Regions from separate parts of the Homo sapiens genome. Here region 1 is linked to region 2. The links are chromatin contacts, found by Hi-C or POLR2A ChIA-PET in ENCODE. All regions are on one chromosome and are shown on one strand. The core of a region is the stretch at or near the end of the contact, and the rest is flanking DNA. Distances in the headings are between cores, read along the strand shown. Region 1 holds the start of NFKBIE (NFKB inhibitor epsilon). Region 2 holds the start of TAF8 (TATA-box binding protein associated factor 8).

Region 1 (6,207 bases), core at 2,445-4,944, 2.2 Mb after region 2:
ACAAATAGAGGGTCATGGGGCCACTGCAGCATGCTCCCACCTCTGGGAACATGCTTGGGCTCAAGAATCACCAGCTGCCAGCATCTTCTTTGAAAGCAGCTTATAAAGGCCATAACCTGTTCTTCCAAGGAAATACTACCGAGCCCTTCCCCTGTCACACCCCTCCCCCACCAAGCTCTTGGGATCCCAATTCTGGAAGCAAGGTGAAGAAAGTAGCTCTCTGCTTTTCTTGTAAGTCACCTTAGGCCCTGGAGAAAGGACATGTAGGAGGAGAGTCTAGCCCCTCACCCTGTGAGGAGACCTCTGTTACCCCCAGGGGTTAGGCTGCAGGAGGAAAGATAGAGGCACCGGGCAGTCTCTCCCTGGCAAAACTCTCTGTTAGGCTCCATTCAGATGGCATCTCCTCTGTAAGCCTTCCCTGGCTGCTGCACACAGACACTGGACCCTATAGCAGCTGGTATGTGTCTCTATCACAACTCTTGTCACCAGGCTGTGTATTTAGCTGTTGATACAAGTCCCCCAGCCCAGGATGCAAGCACCTCAGGACAGAGGCCATGTCTTACTTGGGTCTGTCTCCTCAGTTTCTAGCTCAGTGTCTGGCATATGGTTTCCTAAGTGAGCAGCCTTTGGACTGGTATGGCTGCTGGGAATGGCTGCCAGGGCACAAACAGGTATCTGGGCATAACATTCTCTCGCCACCAACCTGGTAAAGGTTATTTTGAATGTCCAGGACCTCCTGGGGCAGCAAAGCCAGGCAACAGAGCAGCACCGCTGGGGCCTCATGAATCACTGCCAGGTGGACCAGCCTAGGGGAGCAGAGGCGGGGCTTAGAGTTAAGGGCCCAGGCCAGAGGGAGTGGGTTGGGGTCTTGGAGTTAGAAGGAACACATCAAACTTTAACTAGCTACCCATAGGGTAGGTCCAGGAAGTGAGAGTGTGGGCCAGGAAGTGAGGGTTGGTGTGGGAAGCCAGGATCCTAGGGTTGGAGCTCCAAGTTCCCACTGCTGGCCTTCAGGAGGGCCTTGGCTGGGTGGGCATGTGGGCAGGGTGCTGACAGGACAACAGCCTTCCTGTCCAGCCTGCCCACACCCACTCCTCTTTGCCCTCAGGGCTCTGCCGAGCCAGCTGCAGCTCAAAGCCAAATTGAAAGCTGCCGAAGTAGTCCAGAGGGGGTTTCCAGGGCTAAGCACCCCACCACCCCAGCACACAGGAAAGAAGGAGACAGTTGCAGGGTCACCCCGTACCCCCAAGCAACTCAGTGTTACACATTCCAAGGGAGAGACACAGAAACTCTTGGAAGAGGAGCAAGGAGACAGTGCAGCATCCTGTCCTGCTGCCCTTCCCTGGGAGTCAAGAGGCACCTCTCAGATAGCACAGACCAGGTCGGGCCTAACAGAGGCCCTCCATTCCTGTGTGCACCTCCAAGAGGAGGTCTTTGTAGTGCAGAAAATGTATTTGTTGAGGGGGCCAAGAACCTTAATCTAGGGGTAATGGGGGCAGTTGGGAGGGGAAGTTCCAGTCTTGGGGTTTCCCCACGTCAGGTGGGGAAAACGAAAGCCAGTGATGGAGGGTCTAGGCCGGGACAGCTGCCTTGGGGCATTAGTGAGGGGGGTAGATTGGCTAAAAGGCCCGTCTGGGCTGGGGAGGGGGCTGCTTGGGCAGGAGGGTGGCAGGCTTTAGCAGCAGGCAGCAGGAGAGGCCCAGGAGAGTGACGGAGGGAGGGAGGAACTGCTCTGGAAATCCCCTAGGCCAGGGCCTGCTCTCTGGGTCACATTCTTGCAGCCACCTCCCTCTCTCCCCCAGTATCCCCTCCTCCCACTTCCTCTTCCCACTTCCATACCTCCCACAGCCCAGACACCTCCAACAGAGGGAGGAAAGTGCCCCCTGCTCTCTGGGGACTCGCTGGGGAGCCCGGACATTTCTCCCCTCCACACACACACCCAATCTGGACACAACACCTGCTTCTAACTAGAGATGGAAAAGGCTGGGGCTGAGAGGCTAACAAAAGACGGCAATGTCAAAAGTCCCCTCTCCTTGGATCAAAGGTCATCAGAGGTATCTTGCGTGCAGCCCCCAAAACCTTGGGGTTCTGGGCCTGAGGGCTGGTGATCCAGGCAGAGTACAGAAAGGACTGGGTCACTCCTCTCCCACCCACTGGGTCCACCAGCTGTCTTTATCAATGGCCACCCAGGATTAGGACCCTGCATCTCCAAAAAGCAGGTTAGGACAGCCACCTCCTGCCTCCCCTACTCCTATTTATATGAGCACCCTTGACCAGGGATTCCAGCCCTCCCCAACTCTATTTCTCATCCCCAGTTCCCAACCTTTCCCTCCTCTGTCAATGTTTTCTTCTTCCTGGGGGGCTAAATCCTCAACTGGCCAACCCATCCCACACAACTGCCTTTTACTTCAACTGCCCTCTGGCCCACTCCCACCAAACTCCATCTGGGTCTGGAGGAGGAAGGGTTAAGTGAGGGAGTGAGACACGACAGTTAGTGGGACTGGGGGCTCTGGAGGTAGAGGATGTCAGGGACGCTGACTCTAGCCCTCACTTCCCCTTTCTTAGCAGAGGAGGAAGTAAGCTGGGGCAGCCAGCCGCCTGTCTGTCTGCTGGGGCAAGAGTGCCCCAGCCTGGCTCACCCCATCCTCCTGAGGACCAGTCCCAAACCTACACCCTGGTGGCACCCCCCATGCCTAGCTTCCTGGCCCCGACTGGCAACCTGTAACTGGCACCTGTTGTTCCTTGAGACAGAGCATTCTGAGGTCAGGAACTGGGAATCCCAGATATTGAGCAAATAAGGATGTCCCCTTCCCCAGCAAGAAGAAACAAAAAAACTGGACTTGGTCAGGGGAATTTTCTCTTCCTAAGGGTGGATTATTGGTAGATTTCCAAGATGCTGGCTGGGTTAAGGGTCCTGCCAGCTCTGCCCACCCCGAAATGGGAGGACAGAGATGATTCCATGGCCTAGCTGGACCTCAAAAGTGGGCTGAGAGTTAAGTCTGGAGTTTGGAAGAGCGAATGGGGACTTGAAGGATCTTCACGGGGGAGTGGGGGTGCCCGACCTGTTGCGGCTCTTGGGCAGGCCCAGAGTTAGCATCCCGATTCAGCCTAGCCCCCATACTCACGTGTCTCCGTCCTCGGAGATGTAAGTGAGTGCTTCCAGCTGCTGAGGGCTCAGCGCCCCCACGTGGGGGAGTGGCAGGCGTGGGGCCGGGTCCTCAGCCTCGGGGCCCCCCAGCAAGGACAGGGTGTAGGTGAGCGAGGAGGAGCCATAGGTGGAATCAGCCCGCTCCCCATCCGCGTCTTCCTTCTCCTGTGGTTCCTTGACGGGTCCCGGAGGATGGGTGCAGGGCTGGGGGCTGCCGTCCGAGGGCCCGGAGGCTGGAGCCGAGGTGGACTCGGGTAGGGAGCGCAGAGAGCGCAGAGACTCAATGCCAGAGTCGTACTGGCTCTCCTCCGCCTCGTCCGGCCCCTTCCGCGCCTCCGACATGCCCGCGGCTCTGGCCGGCCGGGGCCCGGTCTGAGCAGGATCCGGCTCCAGGCTCCGCCGCGCCGCCTTTCCGGGTTGCGGGTCCGCTTGGCAGAGCGGGCGCCCGGCCCGCGGCGGCCTCCTTCCCGGGCTGTGGGGCTCCGAGGGGCCGGCGCGCAGCGAGGACAAGGTTCGGAGCGCTGGCCAGGTCCACCCAGCGGTTACTGTGGGCAGCCGAACCGCCCAAGCGGGTCCTCCTCCTCGCCCCGCCCCTCCGGACCAACAGGGTCGCCTCACGCGGATGGCCCCGCCCCCTCCCCGCCCCCGGCGGGCGCTTCCGGAAAGAGGCCCCGCCCCTCCGGAATCCCCCTTCCCGGGCTCTGCGTAGGCTTGGAGTCTGTGGTTCCCGGGCCTTGACTCACTCCTTCGTTGATTCATTCACTCATTCATTCATTCATTCATTCACTCTTTCCCCCTTCCTCCTTCACTCCATTCATTAGTTCCACGCATGTACTGTTTCCTTCTTTCACTTCTATTTCTTAATTCATTTGTTTTATTTTTATTTTTTATTTTTTTGAGACGAAGTCTTGCTCTGTTGCCCAGGCTGGAGTGCAGTGGTTGATCTCTGCTCACTGCAACCTCCGCCTCCTGGGTTCAAGCGATTCTCCTGCCTCAGCCTTTCGAGTAGCTGGGACTACAAGTAGAGACGGGGGTCTCGCTACGTTGCCCAGGCTGGTCTCGAACTCCTGGGTTCAAGCGATCTGCCTGCCTCGGACTACCAAAGTGCTGGGATTACAGGCTGTGAGCCACCGGTCCCGGATCATTCATTTGTTTTAAAAGAAATATCTATTAATTGTCCGTACAAGCTGGCATCTTTGGGGGAGGGCATGTAGGCGATGGGATGGGGAAGCACTGCTTCCTATCCCCTGCCCATTTATCTCAATTTCTCTTGCTTTCTCATCTTTCCCTATCAGTGCCCAGGGGTACGGGTAGGGAAAGGGGACTCCCATTATCTTTAAAGGAGCAGTTCTCCTGGGTCCTGGAAGACAGTCTCCTGTGTCAACGTCCCACATCACATGGAATTGGGCATGAAAATGTTTTTTTGGAAAGAGCGTCTTCTCAGGGAAACTGTTGTCTAAAAAGTAAAGTGGTTGTGGAGTTTCTTCTTCCTCAAAGGGTGAAACCCTGGCCTTGGGTAGTTACAGTTTCTGGTCAACCCCAGCAGTCAAGGAAGTGGGGTCAGGTTGGGGAGGCCCCAGACATGCTGGGTTGCACTCTGCTCAGGTCCCCAACACAGCCCCAATCTTAGTCCCAAAACATCTTTCCTCTTTCACTGTCCCTGGGCCTAGGAAGGCCGTGGGAGCACCCTACTACAAGTGAGCCCTAAGCCCATGCTCCATGATTTATTCCCTCATTCCTCCCCACTATTCCAAGTGCTATCAGCCTAACGCCAGCAATGCCCTTAGAGGGTTATCCGCAAGGGAACATGTAGCTTTTCCATCTCCAGCATTGGAGAAAGGAAGGTGGATGAGTGTAGACAGCAACGTTTTGCAGGGGGGAGGCCAGCTTTCCCACAGCCCTTCCCCTGCAACCTCATTTTATTCATCCATCATTCACCTACTTGACAAACATGTATGGAAGGTCTCCTGTAATGTCTGACGTTGTTCTTTCTACTGGAAGCAAAACTGACTATCACAGTAATAACCAATAACCACCCCCCATGACCAACAAAAAAATCCCATGGTCCTAAAAAAGCTCCTTGGCAATTACAGCTCAGAGTGGTTGGGATAAGACAGAAGTGAGAACAGGGTGTTGTGGGGGCACACAGTGGGGCCAGCTACTCAGTGGGGTGAGAGGCAAGGAAGCTTCCATTTGAACTGAGAATGGGAAGGGAAGAGAGATAGGGAGAGGAGAAGGACCTAGTCTGTGGGGGGCGATTGGAGGCAGAAGAGTTGGGGGAGGGCTGAGGGGAGAAGATGGCCCACTGTTCTTCAACCCCATGTAGGACCAGAGTGGGAAAGACGTAATGAGCATGAAGCCCAGTGAGGAGCCACGAGGGGAAAGGCCTGGGAAATTGAAGCATCTCCTTCCCTTGAGTCAGCATGATTTCAGATGTTCTCAGTCTCCTCCCCTGACATGTTCCTCTCCGGTCCTCAAAGGCTGCAGCAAAAGTATAGTAATAAACTCCAGACCCAGACCAACTGGGTTCAAAATTTGGCCGAGCGCGGTGGCTCACGCCTGTAATCACGCCTATAAACTTTGAGAGGCTGAGGTGGGTGGATCATTTGAGGTCAGGAGTTCAAGACTGGCCTGGCCAACATGGCGAAACCTCATCTCTACTAAAAATACAAAAAGTAGCTGGGCCTGGTGGCACATGCCTGTAATTAATCCCAGCTACTTGGGAGGCTGAGGCAGGAGAATCACTTGAGGGTGGAGGTTGCAGTGAGCTGAGATCACACCACTGCACTCCAGCCTGGGCAACAGAGTGAGACTCAGTCTAAAAACAAAAACAAAAACAAAAAAATCCACACGAAATCTGACACTATCATCCCCATTTTAATGTTGGGAAACTGAGGCCCAGAGAGGTGAGTTGACTTGCTCAAGTTAAAATAGAAAGTGCAGAGATGGCTTCTCATCTAATCCAAAACTTTTACATATTTTTTAGTGGAACCTTCTTTTCTTTATCAAGAGGTAAACCACATAGGGTGGGAGTGTCTGAGCCCTCTGCAAGGATGTAA
Region 2 (6,649 bases), core at 3,547-6,046:
AAAATTTAAATGTCTTTGAGAGCAAGATAAACACATCTACTGCTCAGCAGGGAAAGGGAAACTTGGCAGGGGCCCCAGAACTTTCCCCACCCCCAGCCCTCCCTAAACTTCCTCTTGTGGTTTTTCAAGAGTACAACCTGTTCTCCACAGCCAAGCCAGTGCCTGGGGCAGGGGGCCAGGGCGTGCCAAGGGCTCCGCTGCACCCCACCCTACCAGCGAGTGAGGGAGGAAGGTGCGTGCGTGGGAGAAGAGCAGCTTGGAGGTTTATAGTTCTTAAGGTTCACGTCCTGCTTACCCGTTTTCTCAGTGCAGCCACCCTCCACCCAGTTCCCACCCTCGACTCCCAGCATCAATACCCATGCCCCCAACACACATCCCTTTCTCAAAGACAGATGCACGAAGTGCTTTGACTGCAGGCAGAGAGGGACCGCCTCAAGGCCTCCCCAAACCTGTGGGGAGGGCCCTTGTAAGAAATTTAAAAGCGTTTCAGAAAGGAGGTGGAAAAGGGGCTGGAATCCATGGAAACTGTCCCGTGCTCTCGCTTGCATCACCAGCATTATCCCAGCCTGTCTGGAGGGACTGGGTAGGATATACAGATGCAGCTTTGGAAGCAGGAGCTGTGGGAAAGAGAGGTGTGAGCATCTTAAGCCTGGACCCACTCCTTGGCCATCTTCCTTACTCATCTACCAAGCTGGAATGCACATCTAGAATGTGAGCATCTCTGCTATTCTTAATTCCCAACAAAAGAGGTGTCTTGGTTTCCCAAATCCCCAGATTCTGGCACATCACGTCCAAGTTGAGAAGTTCTTTCTTGAATATAATCTTAGTTCATTCCTCCCGGTTTATTCATATTCCTCCTTTCCCTTTGAGTGAGGCTTACACAGGGGGAAACATTCATACGTTTGTGTGCACGCACACACGCGCGCGCACACACACACACACAGCCATCAGGAAAGGATACCAGCTCTGTGCAGTTCCCACAACTCTATTCCAGGCCTGCTGGGCTCACTGTAAACAGTACCAGCCCTATGGCTCAGCTAACAGATGGCTGTATCATCCAAGATACAGGACCACAGACTCCCTTTAGGAAACTCCTAAGTTCCTGGCTCAAGTGCACATTTTTTGTGGTCAGCGAAGGAGGCAGGCTAGCCTAATGGTTAAGAATAAAGCCTCCCAAATCAAGTGACCTAGGTTTAAATCCCAGCTCTGCCATTTGTTTCTTGTGTCTGAAGGAAGATTACTTATCTCCAGTGCCTGCGTTTCCTCGTCTATAAAATGGAGAGAATCCTAATGCCTACCTCATAGGACTATATTAGGAGGTTTAAATGAGATATGATCTCTAAGCCACTTAGAAGAGTACCTGACAGTGTTATGTAACTGTTAGCTAGTATTCTAAGCCCTTGAGGGAAGGGGAAGCCGGAAGGAGAAGATGTTTGGGACCATGGAGGTCATGATCTCAATAACTGGCATAGACTAGAACTCTGCTACAATTATCAGAGGCTTTCAGTGTTAAGTTCCAGGGGAAGAAACTCTGATTTGATTACCATGACATCCCCAACAGCTGTGGGAATAGCCTGTGCAGATGGAGTATGGCCATAGCAAATAGGTGCTGAATGAATTCATAAATTGCTGTGTCAGTCATTTCCCGAAGGAGCCCCAGAATTGAACGGCCAGAAGAATCTGTGAGGAAGCAAAGGGAGATCCACTTCTCTATCCACGTCTGGTCCCAAAGAGAAATGAGGTGGTAGGCAGAGGGCAAGGACTCGTCAGAGGAAACAGTCTCAGAGTCCAGGGATGAGGAGGGGGTGCCCAGGATTGTGTGGACTGTCACATCACCCCCAGGTGGACCCTCCCAGCTGTACCCAGCTGGGAATTCCTGGGTTCTTGGGACCCAGCCCAGAAAACTGCCTTTTCTGGGATTCATCCTGTTCATTCCCTTGATGGTTAGACAGTGGATTAAAGGGAGCAGGAATTGTTTCTGGGTCGCCCCTATATTCCAGTGTCCAACACCACAGCTGGGGTTCAATCCAGTTCTGTGGAATAAGTGCCCCCAAAGACTTCTATGCTTTTCATCCTTCTGAACCCAACTCAAATGTCCTTTTCTCTCTGAAGCCTTCCCAGCCACCCCAGCCAGTGTACTTGGCATCTATGTCTATTGTTTTGTGATCCATATTAGCTGTGGATGAATAACATCATTGCACCCTCAGCATTCCATATAATGCCAGGCACATAGTAGGTGTTCAATCAATGCAAATGAATAACTTAATGCTCCCTTAGTAACAGCAACCAATTTATTCAGTTATTCCTCTTGTTGGCACTTCAAGAGACACAGAAGAAGCTAAGATCATCATCTATGTATCAATCAGACACCACTGAGGGGTCCCTCCCTCCAGTTTCATCCCGGTGCACTTGCCAGAGCACTCACAGACTCCCCATCCACACTGGTCTGCCCTCCTACTGGCCTTCCACCCCATCTTTGAGGCATGAGAAGACCAACAGCCCGGTAAAGCCACGGGGCTTCCAGATCAGCTGGAGGGGGTTGTGCCGATGTGTGTACATACAGAGGGCTCAGGGCCTTTGGGGGTTTCTCTGCCCTTCAATTCCGTGCAGAACACCTCACTCAGTGGGAAAGTGAGCCAAGCTTTCGGTGCCAACTAGGAAGTGATGAGGATGCGGCGACCCCATTGACCCACCCAGCACCGATCCCCAACGCATGGTCTCCAGCCTGAGCTGACATCCCATCTACCCCGGTTTCTCCAGCACCCAAGCCTACCTCCTCGTCAGGTGACCTCCCCGGAGCACCGACTGGGGTCGCAGGCGCTCTGTCCCGCCGCCTCCGGAGCCTGCCTTTGGGGAGTGGGGGTGGTCGCAACCACCAGCCGCGAGGAGAGGATTGCACCTCTCCCCCCCGGCCGGCATCCGAACAGAGCCAGTCTCCACCCCTGCAGTGGCGAAGTGTTTACAAAGTCCGCGCCGCGCCGCCGATCCAGAGCTGGGCAGGAAGTGGGGAAGAGGGGGCGGAGGAGACAAAGGGGCTGGTGCTCTGCTCAGCCAAGTTTCGGTCCCCGGCCTGACTCTCCCACCCCCTGTACACCCTCGGCGAGGCCAGGAGGCTCATCCGGCGCCGCGCACCCCCGCCCGCAGCCCCCGCCCCACGCGGCATAGGTGCGGGGGCGGGGCGCCACGGAGGCTCAGGTGTGGGCGGCGGGGCCGGGGCAGCACGGGTTCCCGGACCGCTGCCTCCCGGCGTTGGCAACTCCTCCACGTGCTATCCAGGAAGTAAACAACATCATGAGGAGCGACTTCTTTTTCTTTTTCTTTTTTTTGAGATGGAGTCTCCCTCTGTCGCCCAGGCTGGAGTGCAGTGGCGCGATCTCGGCTCACTGCAACCTCCGCCTCCCGGATTCAAGCTATTCTCCTGCCTCAGCCTCCCGAGTAGCTAGGACTACAGGCGCACGCCGCCACGCCCGGCTAATTTTGTGTATTTTTAGTAGACACGGGGTTTCACCATGTTGGTCAGGCTGGTCTCGAACTCCTGACCTGAGGTGATCCACCCGCCTCGGCCTCTCAAAGTGCTGGGATTACAGGCGAGAGCCACCGCGCCCGGCCGATTTCTTGACTCTTACTACACGTCAGGCACTGTGACAGACTCTTTCTGTGTATCATCTCATCTTTCCCCCAGCTTTACAGAAGAGGAAACTGAGACACACTGAGGATTAAGGTCAAGTGCCCGAAGTACCATAGCTGGCTAGTGTTAGGATCCAAGCCCAGAATCTGCGTCCTGCCAGGCACCTGCAAATGGGGACGAACACGGCGCAGCTAGAGGGGCTGACAGGCTAGGGAGAAAACCACTGGTAGCCGCGGGCACCCCACGCCCTGGGAGTGAGGCGGCAAGGGACAAGTCTCCCGCCCCCTAGACTTGCCTCGCAAATACTTGCGGGTCGAGGGCGCGAAGGCAGCAGGATGCAGCGATAGACTTGGACTAGGTGGTCCAGGCTCTACTTCCAAGTGGGCCATTGACAGGCGGGGCGGCCCTCAGCACAAAATCACCAGGCTGGATGCTCCAGGGTTTCCCAACATTACTCGCTCAGAAGAATCATCTGGGGAGCTCCTTAATGAGAAAGATTCCCAAGCCCCTCTTCCAGAGAGTGAAGTCACTGGGATTGGGCTGGGCCCAGCCAGGTGTTACTAATAATAAGACAAGTTTGGAAAACCCTGCGAGTGTAGATGATCTCCTGGTATGCTCTTTATAAGAACCGATTTTCATATTAAAATAGGTTTCTTTTAACTCAGTGAAACCGGGCGCGTTTTCCTGGCCCACAACCAAGCCACTGAAGGCCCCAGAACACTTCACTCTCAAAAGGTCACGTGAGGCTGGCGCGGTAGCTCACGCCTGTAATCCCAGCACCTTGTGAGGCCGAGGCCGCGGACTGCTTGAGCTTAGGTGTTCGAGACCAGCCTGGCCAACATGGCGAAACTCGGTCTCTACTAAAAATACAAAAACTAGCGGGGCGTGGTGGTGCCCGCCTGTAATCCCAGCTACTCCGGAGGCTGAGGCGGGAGGATCGCTTGAGCCTGGGAGGTGGAGGTTGCAGTGAACCGAGATCGCGCCATTGCACTCTAGCCTGTGAAACGGAGCAAGACTCTGTATCCAAAAAAAAAAAAAAAAAGTCACGTGAGCCGGGGTCACCGGAGGCGTCCCCCAACCGACTGGGCTTCGGAAAACCAAGGGGCGCACGCCGCCCCGCCCCGCCCCGCCCCGCGACTACAAGTCCCATCGCGCCCCGCGCTCGCGCACACTACGCCAGAACAAGATGGCCGACGCGGCGGCCACAGCTGGGGCCGGTGGCTCCGGAACGGTAAGGGCAGGAAGCGCGGGCTCGGAGCCGAGAGAGTTTGGGTATCCTGCAACTTTCCCCTCGACTGAGCAACAAGATAATGCCCAGAAATTCAGCCCCATCATGAGCTCCGACTGGCGGAGGGTGTTTTCAGGCCGTAGGCGCCCCCTCCTTGGGACTTGGCTGCGGCCTCCGGAGTTGGCGGACCTGTGTCTTGATTGGCTCGTTCGCTGTTGGGGGTTGGGAGCCCGGAACACCCCCGATTGGTCTGAAGATGCCGTTTTCGCCTTCTTATTGGCCGGCCAAAGTTGAAAGGCATTCCCGTTTCAAAATATTTAGCTTTCTTACTTTTTTGTGCTTTTATCTTTTGCCCTCCTCTCCTCGCGGTCACCTCTTGTTACTGTTTTCATTTTCCCTTTCAATGAAATGGTGTGAAGATGGGAGGCACAAGAGAGGGATCCTGTTTTTTCTGCGGGACACGTCTTAATCCCATCATGCGTGTTTCTTCAGCTATGTATTCTAATAATCTGCTAAAGTAGAAAGTAAAAGACCTGCTATTTTATCTCATTGGGACTGTACGTTTTAGGTAAGCGGAGAAGTGGTCTCTGTATTTAAAGCACCTTGGGTGCTCAATTTTTACTCAGTTGGCCAAGATCTGTAAATCTAAACATTAAGCACTGATTTTTAAAATAAAATTATTTAGTAAAATAACTTTGCTTGCCGTTGACCACGTATGAACTATGTGATTGCATCCTTCTCCTGTGGATGAAAATCTCTCTGCTGATTCACAGAGATCGGGAAGTAAACAGTCCACTAACCCTGCCGATAACTATCATCTGGCCCGGAGGAGAACCCTGCAGGTGGTTGTGAGCTCCTTGCTGACAGAGGCAGGGTTTGAGAGTGCCGAGAAAGCATCCGTGGAAACGCTGACAGAGATGCTGCAGAGCTGTGAGTACATGGAAACACTTGGCCTTGGAGTCAACCCCAACATCAGTTCTGTGCCCTGCTTTGTGATAGTGTTTGAGAGGATTTAAGAAACAAACTTTTTTCTTAAGAGGGGAGAAAAAAAATTTTTTTTAATGTAAAAAGTTGAGAAAAGAAAACAGCACAATGGGCCGAGCGTGGTGGCTCACGCCTGTAATCCCAGTACTTTAGGAGGCTGAGGCGGGTGGATCACCTGAAGTCAGGAGTTCAAGACCAGCCTGGCCAACGTGGCGAAACCCCGTCTCTACTAAAAAACACACAAAAAAATTAGCTGGGCGTGGTGGCAGGTGTCTATAATCCCAGCCACTCGGGAGACTGAGGCAGGAGAATCGCTTGAATCTGGGAGGCAGAGGTTACAGTGAACTGAGATCGCACCACTGCACTCCAGCCTGTGAGGCTCCATCTCCAACAACAACAACAAAAACAGAAAAGAGCATAATGAAGTGACTTACAGGCTTTAGAATCAGATAGACTTGGTGTACATCATCACTCTGTCACTTAATAGCTTGGGCAAGCCACTGAATCTCCTGAACCTCAATTTCCTCATTTCTGAAATGGGATAACAGTTTCTACCTCATGGATTTGTGAGTGTAAGTGAGATGTATATATAAAACATTCAGTGCTGGGGAGATTTTAAGCTCTTGGTGAGTTATGGGTGCCCTTAAGGACTTTTGTTGGGGAGTCAGGACTAATTCCCCATGCAATAGATATCATCACATTATGTAATGAAATGCTAGATTGTGTGATACAAAGAATGAAGGGGAAAAGCCCCCCCCCCCTTTTTTTTTTTGAGACAGAGTCTCACTGTGTTGCCCAGGCTGGGGTGC

The links. A loop is a pair of places that touch in the nucleus more often than their neighbours do. ChIA-PET counts read pairs that join two places held with the same protein, here RNA polymerase II (POLR2A). Pooled maps may share reads with other maps.
Region 1: a pooled map shows a loop between it and region 2 (13-fold over the local background). The contact joins the promoter of NFKBIE here to the promoter of TAF8 in region 2. A Hi-C loop is called at or near these places in 5 of 50 pooled maps. POLR2A ChIA-PET finds 5 or more read pairs at or near these places in 2 of 52 experiments (OCI-LY7 and activated T-cell).

The regions. Positions count from the first base shown.
Region 1 is chr6:44,261,857-44,268,063 of GRCh38, forward strand. It overlaps NFKBIE (NFKB inhibitor epsilon), which reads right to left and starts at 3,695. Exons shown (of 6, transcript NM_004556.3): 1 at 3,126-3,695; 2 at 704-806. The coding sequence starts at 3,490. RefSeq lists enhancers at 1,320-1,379, 1,390-1,639, 1,650-1,769, 1,850-1,899, 2,822-3,321 and 1 more and a silencer at 3,240-3,909.
Region 2 is chr6:42,045,728-42,052,376 of GRCh38, forward strand. TAF8 (TATA-box binding protein associated factor 8) reads left to right here and starts at 4,797. Exons shown (of 9, transcript NM_138572.3): 1 at 4,797-4,859; 2 at 5,630-5,786. The coding sequence starts at 4,815. It also overlaps a transcript of CCND3 not described here. RefSeq lists enhancers at 1-175, 1-149, 4,420-4,971, 4,753-5,302, 4,972-5,523 and 3 more and a silencer at 3,034-3,283.